Linked DNA regions of Mus musculus: region 2 is linked to region 1. Evidence: chromatin contacts called from ENCODE Hi-C or POLR2A ChIA-PET data. All regions are on one chromosome and are shown on one strand. The core of a region is the stretch at or near the end of the contact, and the rest is flanking DNA. Distances in the headings are between cores, read along the strand shown. Region 1 holds the start of Sycp1 (synaptonemal complex protein 1). Region 2 holds the start of Sike1 (suppressor of IKBKE 1).

Region 1 (5,939 bases), core at 1,167-3,666:
TATTATTCTGTAATGCCATACATACAAATAACCTTTTTGTATGCATCAAACTTTTCTCTTGAGAGTACCCAGTGCAGCTTGATTTCAATAGCTGAATTTTTAAAGGAAGATCTGAAATAAATGCTAATGAGAGCTCTGTCTCTTTGATGAAACTATCAGGGTTGGTGAACTTGTCAGAATTAATGTGAAACTGAGGAGGTGAAGCTGAAATGCTTTGGAAAGCAGTGTTTTTAAATAGCTTCATTTTTCTTCCTCTTTAGAATAGATGCAGATTTAATGGTCTCTATGTGGATGCACAGTGATATCTCCTCACCTGCTTTCTGAATGCAGTCCTGTGGGTTTAAACAGTCTGCTTACATTTATAGCATGCAGATAATAGCATAGAATATAAAAAGGAACACTTAACCTTACGAACATCATTTATGAAATGTATTGCTATTACGATGTCTCTGTTTGGGAAGAGGAAGGGGAGAAGGGAAAAATAGAGCAAAACAGATAAAGAAAAAGAAAAGAAATAGAGCCAAAAAAAAAATTAAAAATAGCCATCAAGGTACCTCAGGGAACTTGTGAGTGTGGATCCAATGTAAGCAGCCACTGCCACATTCTCCTGCCTCCAGGCCACATCCTGAGATGTTCCCATATCCTGAGAAACTGAGGTGTAAATAAAATAATGATAATGATAATAGTAGTAATAAGCTAGTTTGTTTGGTAAAAGTCATTTCAAGATAGCAGTATTGGGCTGTGGTAGTTACTGCTAACTGCTTTTAAGCAGTATTTACAGTAACTGAGAAGAAAGATATGAAAAAGTGTACAGTTTTGTGGATGGAAAGGAACTTGATCGAGCTTAAACTGGCAGATAAAAGGGTGTACTTGTTAAAAATATTACTGCAGCTTAGTAGAAGCCTTTCAAAGCAAGAGGGTCCTTACGATCAATGCCTGATACTCTGAGGACTCTAGCTTTCAAAAAACCCAAATTCATTTGTAAGGAGAGAGTGAATTGAGAATGCACCCGAACAAAAGGGTTCTCTGCAGGGCCCCTGCCTGAAAAACAACCTCCTAAACATGAGTTTCTCTAGCTTTGGCCTTTAAGGCAGATAGAGGATGCAGTAGTTGGAGTCCAACGAACCAGTTTATGTCTTCAGCTGGCGACAGAACTTGGAGGTCAGCACTGATTTTGCAGGCAGGCTAGATGTGAGAATGAGGGGTCATGAAAACTGCAGTGACCACTGAGGGCAGGCAATACGTGTTAGGGTCTGATTCCCTGCAAGCCGGCCCTGGAGGCCATTGTATGAAGCTGTGAAGGTCAAGCCTAGGTTATAATGGAGAATCCAGCATGGTTGGAGATGCCAGGACTGTGAAGCCTCTGCAGAGGAAAGATGCAGGCATGAAATGGAGTTAGCTCAGTTGGGGAGAGCTGGGTCATGGCATGTCTCAAGACTATAATGATGATATATCTAGTTAGCCAAGCCTGATTCTTTGATTTCCCTCCCTTTTACTTAAGTTGAAACACACTAATTCAACCTGGTAAATGTACTTTCCCACTGACACCTCATCTCCACTACCCCTGTGGATCGATCATTCAGGTCCTTATATCTTGTCCTAGGTATTAAAACAGGCTCACTCCAGAAACCGGAACCATTCTTTATACCATGATTTTTCTTCCAAACATAATCATGCTAACCCTGATGCTCAAAATTTCATGATCCTCATTTGTAACGTCAAAAACACGCCCCTGCCCCCAACCAGTTTTAGCCTTCACCTCTTCTTTTTATGTCCAGCCTTGGCACTCTGTTTCCCCACCCAGTCTCCCCCATCCGGCCCTCCCCCCCCATCCTACTTCTTGGTCTCATTAAGACTCACAGACAGCTCCCGTTTTGCTTGCTTAGTCGGGGGTATTGTGTAGCCACAGCAAATGAAGTTACAAACACATACAGGAAGTTCTATAGACTCCCAAAGCCATCTTTAGCACCCAGCAACCACAGGACTCCTCAGAAATGACTTCTTTTTATGGGGCTTATGGCTGTAGCACAGGACTCATGTTTGGTTCTCAGCATCCACCAGGCAACTAACAACCATCTGTAACTCCAATTCCAAGGGCTCCTACTCCTTATGGATGCCCAGGACGCTGCACGTGGTGCACGGGTTGATGCATACATCCACATGAAACACTCTATAACACGCACCAGAACATAATAAATACAGCCTTAGAAAAGGAAAGCACTGAGACGCCTTTAAATGGCTATACACCAACGAGGGGGTTGGGGGGGGGCTTTCCCAGCATCCTCCGACAATTTTGAGCGCAGACTTGGTAGAGAACCCGGCACGTGGGAAGGGAAATCTCGCGAGAAGTGCTGCGCGCGAGATCCCGGCCAGCTGGACCAACCGTTAAATTGAGCCGGTCGCGGCCAGCCTCCCAGTCCCGCGAGTTCTCGGGCTTCCAGGAGGTTCTGAGGGGAAGCTCACGGTTCCGTTCCATGTCGTCTTCATAAAGGAGCGCACGCGGGGCCACGGGCCGCGGAGCCTGACAACGGTGAGGGTGTGGAGGGTGTCGGGGCCTGGGGCCCACGTACACACCTCTGTCACGCGTGTCCAGGTGCTTGGCTTCGCGGGCTTCGCGGGCCAGGGAGGCCCCGGGCCCTGGGCCTCAGGCAGTCGCGGGCGGCCTTCGAGGTTCGGGCTGGGCCCGTGGTCGCGTGGCCGGCTGGAGTGGAGAGATGGTGCGGCCGTGCAGGCTTTCACCGTGCAGGCCACACGCGCCGCAGGGTGACACGGACGCTGGGCCCCTCTGAGGGACCTGGCTCACTGTACTTCGGCCTCACCCAGCCGTGTGACCTCTTCCCTTCCCCCGAGGCCCAGGAGGCAGCATGGAGAAGCAAAAGCCCTTCACACTGTTCGTCCCGCCGAGGCTGAGCAGCAGTCAAGTGTCCGCCGTGAAACCGCAGACGGCGGGAGGAGACTCCAACTACTTCAAGGTCAGCTTGCGTGGGCGCTTCGGAGACAGTGCCCGGGCCCGGGACGGGGCGAAAGGCACGTGCAGCCGCCGAGCCCGGAGACCTGAGGTCCACCCCTAGAAAGTTCCATCCCTAGAACGCACGCGGTCAAGGCGAGAAGGGTGGCTTCCACACCACGGGCACGTGTGCGAGCCCACAGAGACTCACGAGAGAGATGCTAATAAGAAAAGCATGCCTTACACTTTGTATGTTACATTAATCGCTGATATACCCTAAAATTTGGGGTGGATTTTTTTTTTTTTTTTTTTTGCCCGTAATTACAGGCCTTATTGTATGTTGCCAACATTCAAACTTTTTAGACTCCTTTAAACGTGATTCTTGTAAAATTCACTGCTGGGCTGGAGAAATGGCTCCGCCCCCAATAGCACATACAATTCCCAGTATTTCTACTTTTGCAGGGCCGGGTCTTTGATATGTTGTTAATGCTACAGGTAATTTCTGCTATAGCTAAGACATGTCATTGATATTTGATTTAGTGAAGATCTCAATTTGGTTGAGTGAGATTGAAGGAAACCATATACTATTGAAATTATTAATATTCTAGAATATACAAAGTTTCTGTTATGTAATAACAGTAAAGAGGTATTGAGCAGAATATTTAAAGAACCTCTTTGTATTTCTAGACTGCCAACAAATGTACAGAAGGTGATTTTGGTGTTCCATTTACAATGTCCAGTCGGGAAAACATTGATAAAGGTAGGTTTGGACAAATATGTAAATTTTCATAGAAACATTTTGTTATATACATTGCCAGTTATACAACACAAGTATTACATTAATACTCTTGACATTCAGTTAGGTAAAATAATATAAAGTGATGTTCTCATATTTAATGACATTTTCTTATTTCACAGATCCTGCTTTTCAAAAACTTAGTATTTTGCCCATGCTCGAACAGGTTAGTAAGAGTGTAATAAGAATTAAATTATTAGAGATTGTAATTAGAGATTGAATTATTTGAAGAAAAAATTGGTAGTTGTAGGATTAGTAGTTTTATGTAATTTAATTCTTATTACATTTGTGTATATGTGTGCTTATGTATATTTGTATGTATGTGAGTGTCACACATACCATGATATATGTGTGGAGGTCATACTACAACTTGTAAATCTGGGCTCAAATCAGGTTCTCATTGTGGCCATCATTGTTACTCATGGAGCCATTTTGCTAATCATAGTCTGGTGTATTTAACTGTCATTAGCTTGAAATATATAATCTTACAGTTTTTTTTTTTTTTTTTTAGGTTGCTAATTCTGGCAGTTGTCACTATCAGGAAGGAGTAAATGACTCTGATTTTGAGGTCAGATATTTCCTTCTTATTTCTGGAATTTCATTTATTATTTGAATATACATTTTTAAGTTCTCAAAGTATTCATATTCAGTTAATGTTTTAAAATATTTTCTTTGAAGACTTTTCTTTTAGTGGCTCTGGGGACTAAATCAGAGCCTCATGCACTTTAAGTGGCAACTGTTCTACAACAAAGTTGTATCTGTATTCCAGATATTTTTTTCCTCTTAAAGTATTTGAAATGCTAAACAGTTGTATTTTCCTAGGTAAAAGAAAACAAATCTTTTGGGGAAATTAAATTTTAAATAAAAAAAATTAAAACTAGAAGAGTAGAGAGATATGTGGAAAGGTCAGCATTTTACAAAAATAATCTTTTGACAGGTAAAATTGTCATTTGGTTGTGGTTTTTTTATTAGATATTTTCTTTATTTACATTTCAAATGTTATCCCCTTTCCTAGTTTCCCCTCCAAAAATCCCCTATCCCCTTCCCCCTCCTCCTGCTCCCCAACCTACCCACTCCCCCTTCCTGGCCCTGGCATTTCCCTATACTGGGGCATCAGAGCCTTCACAGGACCAAGGGTGTCTCCTCCCATTGATGACTGATTAGGCCATCCTCTGCTACATATGCAGCCATTTGGCTGCTTTATTGTACAAGAAATTTATTTGTAGATTATGGCATATTTTTTGAATTATAAGAGTCGTTCTTACAGCACATCTTATAAATCAAGGGAAATTTCGGGGCCTGATAAGTGCTATATGCCTATTGCAAGGGTTAATAGTGTCACAGAATAAAAAAATTTGGAACCAGTCTGTATTTTGATAACAGGTTAAATGCAAGCAAATATCAGTTTATTTTTAAAATATGATTTGGAGTATAGCTTCATATTAGAGTTATGTTATTTGTTTAGTATGTGAGATGCCATGAGTTAGCTCCCCAGCTCCAATATAAAAAGCAAACCCAAGTTCCTCTGGCATTTATAATATGATAATGAATAAAAAAAAGTCAAGAACTCTAAAACCTCAGGCTCATTGAAAATTACGTATTTTATTTACTACTTTCTTGTCATATTCTTAATATACTCTTAATCCTCAAATGATTTCTCTAAACAAAATGCTTTAATACAATAGTTAACTTTTATGTATTTCCTGTGGAGTGATGTATTTTAACTGTTATTGAGTCATATTCTCTTACTGAATTAAATTAACTTCAGCATTTTTCAGTCTTGATTTTAGTCAGTGATTTTGGTGAAATAGCATATGATGTCTTGATACTATGAAAGTTAATTTTGCTACAATATAAATTGAATAGACAGTTTGTCACCATTAGTATATATGCATATGTGGTAGGTAACTATTGTTGGTTATATTAAAATTTAGACAATTAACTTTTGGAAATCCATTTAAGTAGAATTCAGAGCCAATGAGCAGACTGTATTCAAAGCTGTATAAAGAGGCTGAAAAGATAAAAAAGTGGAAAGTGAGCATAGAATCTGAACTGAAGCAGAAAGAAAATAAGTTGCAAGAAAACAGAAAGATAATTGAAGCCCAGCGAAAAGCCATTCAGGAACTTCAGGTATAATGGTGTTTTGGATTATAAATATGGCAAATAAATACTATTTGAATAAAAAATAAAAGAAAA
Region 2 (5,939 bases), core at 1,958-4,457, 60 kb before region 1:
ATTCATTTATTTTCCTGAAAAGGAAATAAATAAAGGAGAAATTGAAATTTTAAGTCACTAGGACACAAAGAACATTAACACTGCCAACCAAGGCAACCCAGGAGGCCGAGGCTGAGGCAGGGCAGTTTTGAGCTCTTAGCCAGTCCAGGCCCCATTCTGAGATGAACCCCTTCCTTCCTTCCTCTCTTCTTCTTTGAGACATTTTTGTAAAAAGGGGGAACATTATTATACTGCAGTGAGGACAGTGGTGATACATCCCAAGAGCCTCTAAAACTCACAACCAGTGAACTTAACAAAATAAATAAAAGAAAAAGAGGTGACCTTCTGGCAGTGAGAGCCTTACCTCCAGCTGAGCTAGTCTCTCCTGAACCTTACAGAATTGGTTATCGTCCACCTGAACAGCTCTCCGCATCACTGCTCCCATTTCACAGATTCTATCGATCTGACTTTCAATCTCCTGTGAAAATAAGATGAAGAAAAGGTTCCTAGTGATGAAGACCATGGAACGCATGTACAGGAGAATTTTATGTCTATTAAAACCTTGAGAAGTAAGAGTAAGTGGGAAGTGGCTCCCTTTGTACACACTACAGAAGTTACATTGCAATCATACTATATTTCGAGCTATAATAATATCAATCTATCAATCTGTGGCATTTCAAATAATTTCCAATTTTCAAAAGAATGTTTGATATCCAGGGACCAGGTGTGGTGGCATACACGTGTAATCCTAGCCCTTGGGAGGCCTAGGGAGGAGGGTTAGGAGTTAAGAGGCCAGCCTGGGCTAAATGAGACCTAGCTGCAAAAAACAAAACAAAACCCTAAACAAACAAAACACCCACCCAACCAACCAAAAGTAATATAACAGACAACTCAAATATTTAGATATTTAAAACATTCAAATATTTTAAACATTCCATTGCCTAAAACTCCTAACGATAGAAGATGAAACGTGGTGCATCTTTCACTGTAGTAAATAGTTGCTTCCAATTAATTACTACAGTAAAAGCTAAAATAGGGCAAGGAAACACCCTACAAACTGCAAGGTAATTGCTGGCTCCTCCAAGTTAAACAGTGAAGGATCAAAGAGGAGGAACTGCTATAAAACAAAGGAACAAGACCAGCCCTCCCCCCATAACACAGTCTGAGTCATTTGATGAAGTTAGTGACTGCTTGCTATGTGGAAGCGAGGGATAAAATCCGACTCATGCCCTTGGAACTATAAAACTTATGGCTCGATAGAATGTACAACAATCAGCTAAGCAGTCACTGAATGCCTTCAACACTAGCTGGTATCACACTTGCTATGTAGCCCAGGATGGCCTACTCTCAATCTTTCTGTGTCAAGCTGAAAAGAAATCCCTGGTGAGGGAGGTAACTTGACCACTAAAGGATGGAAGAGGCCCTTATCCCCTTCCTTTATTCATGTCTTCACAAAGCCACAGCCAAATTCAGAGTGATTATGAAAATATGCAGAAAGAGGAACACTGTTTTCTGCAAACAAAGGAACGACCCCACGATTTCAGTTCAGTTTATTTACAATTTATTTATCAGTGTTTCTTACTGCAGAGTGAGACTGGTGAGCTTTCAGAACTGGTTCGGCATCCACGGCTTTCTTAGCGACCATTAACTGTAACATCTGTTTCCGGTACTTGCTCATGATCAGTTCCAACGCATCCTGGTGCTCCTCCAAGGAAACCCACAGTTCTAACAACAAAAGCAAACATCTGGACAATGACGTCTAAGACTGGTCTCAAGGCAAACCTCCTAACAGCTGGAGCTCTCAGACACTCCACGGGACACTGGGAATCCAAAGTTGGAAATCAGTATTCAAGCCCACAGACGTGAACAGTGTACCTGAAAACCAACTCTCTAGGCAGTAGAGTCTTGTGCAAATAAAATGGGACGTGTAATCACGAGGCACGGATTTGAATTCAGTTTTCTAATTGACTTCTCAGAAGCAAAAATGAGCTCATTAAAATTAAAAAAAAAAAACTACATTTTGTTGATTTGTGTGAACCACGGCACATGTCGGGTCAGAGAAGAACCCCCAGGAGTCAGTTCTCTCCTTAAACCACGTAGGCCCTTGGAATGGCCTCAGATCCTCCAGCTTGGCAGTTCAGGCCTTCTGGCTGGTTCCAACTGGTGTCTGTGAACCTGTTTCTTAGCTGCATTGTGTAAATACTTGGTCAGGGGCATAGAGTGGAATGGCAGATGTAAAAGGGCTCCATCAGACAACTACCATCCTGCTGTCATCAACAACCCTAAGACTATGTATTTGGGGGACGAAGTTCTAGCCTTCCATCTTGCACAGGAACATTAAAGAAACGTCGATCTTAACTTTAGTGTTCACTCTAATATCGAAATGTTACATTTGGAGACTATGAACTTTAGTTATAGAAGCCTCCATTTGGTATGTGGTCACTCCCCAGCCATCTAACAATTCAACTCTGCTAAACTACTGAATACATCTTTCAAGGTCATCAACCAGGAAGACTTTTAAAAGAGCAATCTAACAGATTTTACTGTTACCAGTTGACCCTTGAAGCACTGATCTAAATATATGTATGCGATGTGCACGCTTGTGAACTGTTCAGGCACTTGTGTAAGAATGTCCAAAGTAGTATTACCAGAAAAAAAAAATCCTAGACACACACACACACACACACACACACACGCCTGACTAACCTCTGTTTTCCTGCTGTAAGTCTCTAATCTGGGTATTCTCTTGAGACAGCAGAATGTGAGGTTTATATTTAGACATGTCCTTCACGTCGGATGCATCCTCTTGATACTGGACAGAAAGACAGACTAAGGCACTGTAAACATGGGCAGGTGCTGCGGAGGAGGCAGCAGTCCCACCCACGACACAGGAAGCTCACACATCCGCCCTGCCCTCCAGACCAAGATAAATCAGGCCGCGCGACCCCACCCACCCGCCCGCAGCGTCCACCCCTGGGCGCGGCTCGGCCCCCGGCCGACCTGCTCGGGTAACACGGCGCCCGCCTCCCGCATCGCCGCCACCCGCCGGTGCAGCGCAGCCGACTGGTCCACCAGCGACTCGGCCGCCGCATCGTGCTCGCGCAGCCGCTCCAGCAGCGTCTTGGCGTCCGTCAAGATCTTCTCGATCGTGCAGCTCATAGTGGCCGAGGAGGCGCGCCGGGCCCGCTAGCCTAGGCGCTTCGCTCAGACCTTACCCGGCCCTGGCTCAGCGCGAATCGCGTCACTTCCGGGTGCACTTTAAAGGCGTGGTGGCATCTCGGTCGGCGCCTGCGCAGAGGTGGACTCTTGGTTACCCTCAGGCTTCGCCACAGCCTTAGCCTTTCTAGGGTGGAGCAGCAGAGGTCGGATTGGTGCCACATCCTGGTTTTTCACGAAGTTATTTCTGTTCCGGTCTTAGTTCAACTTTTCTTCTGGTTTTGATTGATGTAGTTTGTTATTTAGTAATGGGATTGTAACAAACTGATGAAACAGATACTCACCCCCAATAAGTGGTAAAATACACCGGAACCTCTCCTTTCCTCCCTCCCTCCTTCCATTTCTTCTCTTCTTTCTCCTCACCTCCCCCTTTTCCTTTTTTCCTTCCCTCCCTTCTTCCTTTAAACGGTGAGCAGTGTCTGGGAATGACATCTGAGGTTGTCCTTTGACTTCCACAACTGCACTTGTGTATGCAATCAGTTAGATGCACACGCGTGTGCACATACACAAAGGAAAATCTTTCCTTAGTGCAATGTTGGAAGCCTTTTGATTTGGGAGCTATTCTGCTATTCTACAGCACTATGGCTGACTGTGTTTAACGAGTACGGTGGCTGACAGGGAATTCTTTCCTAAAATATTTTTGTCCAAAAGAGTCTAGGACAGTAGAATAGTAGTAATGCTGTGTTTTAAAGAATCATTTTCCCTGTCCTACAGTCTCTTTTATCTTGAGTTCAGATGTAAAGTTTAGAAACACGTGATGTTTGGTGTACTTTTGTGATTTGGGGAAATGCCTATTGTAAAAATTTTACACTTACAAAACTGTGTTAAGAGGTTGCCTCTGGGAAGATGAAATAATTTTCATTCGGAAGGAAAACAACTTTGGGAAAACAGAATAATAGCCTCGAATAAGTTTACAACAAAGACCAGGATATATTTGCAAACGTTTTGTGAGGAGCGTTTCCCAGGACTCTTAGAAATACTTGAGGAGTACACAACCCCCTTGAAGTCACACAGGATGAGGGCTCAGATTATGTGAGCTGGACATTAAGGGGTAAAGATCCCCTCAGTTCTGGAGAAATTGGGGGACACTTGAAGGTTGTACTGGTAGCCCAAATAAACTTACCTAAGGCATGTGGGCATAGGTTAGGACATTAGGAAGGGCTGAAGTGGGGACAAGTTTTCGGTTGCCAGCAGTATAAGTCTCAGGTGAGAAGGGAGGGGCCTCTCCTGATGCTCCCAGCCACCGTGCATGAGAATACCCAACTGTGAACAGGCTAGTTTATTTGTTTCTAACATTTCACTTAGTTTCCCCCCCTTGTCTCCCTGGTATTCTTTAACTCTTAATTCCTTACATTTATATATTGGATTGTAGCTGTTGGGCCCTTGGTCTTGTCTCAAGGACTTGGTGCATGTGCAAGTGTGCAGAGAAACACAGAGAGATAGAGAGAGAGAGAGAGAGAGAGAGAGAGAGAGAGAGAGAGAGAGAGAAGAGAGAAGAGAGATGAAAGAGTGAAAGAGAAGAGAGGAGAAAAGAGAGAGACTAGTACTTTGGGTCTCAAAATGAAGCTATGGTGTTTTGGGATGCTGAAAATGCTTTAAGGTTAGATTGTGCAGATTGTAGAACTCTGGGACTGTAAGCAAAACTACTGAAGAACACACTGTGTAGTGTGGCAGTGGCTGTTAGGGTGATACCTAGGGATACAATGACACACAACTGAAATGCCAGTTCCCTCATGCAGTGCCACACACCCAAGAACTACAGCTCTCTAGTGCATAGAACTCTACATCATTTTTTACTGGTCTTTATTGTCTTGGGATGACCATAAATAGGAGTATAGAAGGGGCAGGGCTTGTGGAAATATGTGGGGACAAAAGGCAGTGATACACTAGACTTTTAATTCTACAGTATAAACCACAGCTGGGAGGTTGTGCACACCTTTGATCTCAACACTCAGGAAGCAGAGGCAATCAGATCTCTTATTTGAGGCCAGCCTGGTCTTTAGAGTGAGTTCTAGGACAACGAAAGCTACACAGAGAAACCCCGCCTCAAAAAAACCAAACCATACCAAAACCCCACTCTAAACAGCAATTTCTATGAACAGAATAAATTTAGCTTTTAATAAATTGGAAAATTGAGTTGGATAAGTTTATTTGCTTACTTTTTTCTTTATAAAACTGTTTGCGGGTCAGCAAGAGGGCTCAGTGGGTAAAGGTGATTGCTAGGATTTACCCATAAATTGTCCTCTGTCCCCAAACCCTTATTAATAAAAAATGCTAAAAAGTAAGATGAGTGCCATTGGTTAGCAGATAGAGGCTCTTGCATACAGGCTGACTGCCTGAGTTTGACTCCTGGATCCCACATGTTGTTAGGGAAGAATTATGCGCAGGAGTTGTCCTCTGACCTCCACACAGGCACCTAGCACTCTATTTCTCTCCTCTCTCTCCCCCTCCCTCTCCCTCCCTTCTCCTTCTTCCTCCCATACCCCTCCCTCTTTCCCTCTTACTTTCTCTAAATAAATAAAAAGCCTTTAAAACAGTGAGTAGTCTCTGTGTATGTGGAACGCATTGGCAGGGTTATGACGTCAGCTATGCTATTTCCATGGGGCCCATCAGGGACTGTGTGGGTGAATTCCTCTCTGGATGGTTGCCATTGTTTCCGCAAGGCTTCAGGATTGTCAGTATTCTTAGTAAAGTTTAAGGAATGTCAAGTGACTCCCACACAATGTCAGCATTTTGGGTATCAT

Evidence for each region. A loop is a pair of places that touch in the nucleus more often than their neighbours do. ChIA-PET counts read pairs that join two places held with the same protein, here RNA polymerase II (POLR2A).
Region 2: POLR2A ChIA-PET joins it to region 1 with 13 read pairs in Patski. The contact joins the promoter of Sike1 here to the promoter of Sycp1 in region 1. A Hi-C loop is called at or near these places in 1 of 37 maps with a recorded cell type or tissue (mature B cell). POLR2A ChIA-PET finds 5 or more read pairs at or near these places in 1 of 5 experiments (Patski).

The regions. Positions count from the first base shown.
Region 1 is chr3:102,932,577-102,938,515 of GRCm38, reverse strand. It overlaps Sycp1 (synaptonemal complex protein 1), which reads left to right and starts at 2,416. Exons shown (of 33, transcript NM_011516.2): 1 at 2,416-2,530; 2 at 2,851-2,972; 3 at 3,635-3,707; 4 at 3,866-3,909; 5 at 4,255-4,311; 6 at 5,709-5,873. The coding sequence starts at 2,865.
Region 2 is chr3:102,993,008-102,998,946 of GRCm38, reverse strand. Sike1 (suppressor of IKBKE 1) reads right to left here and starts at 3,207. Exons shown (of 5, transcript NM_025679.3): 1 at 2,980-3,207; 2 at 2,686-2,791; 3 at 1,562-1,704; 4 at 344-457. The coding sequence starts at 3,138.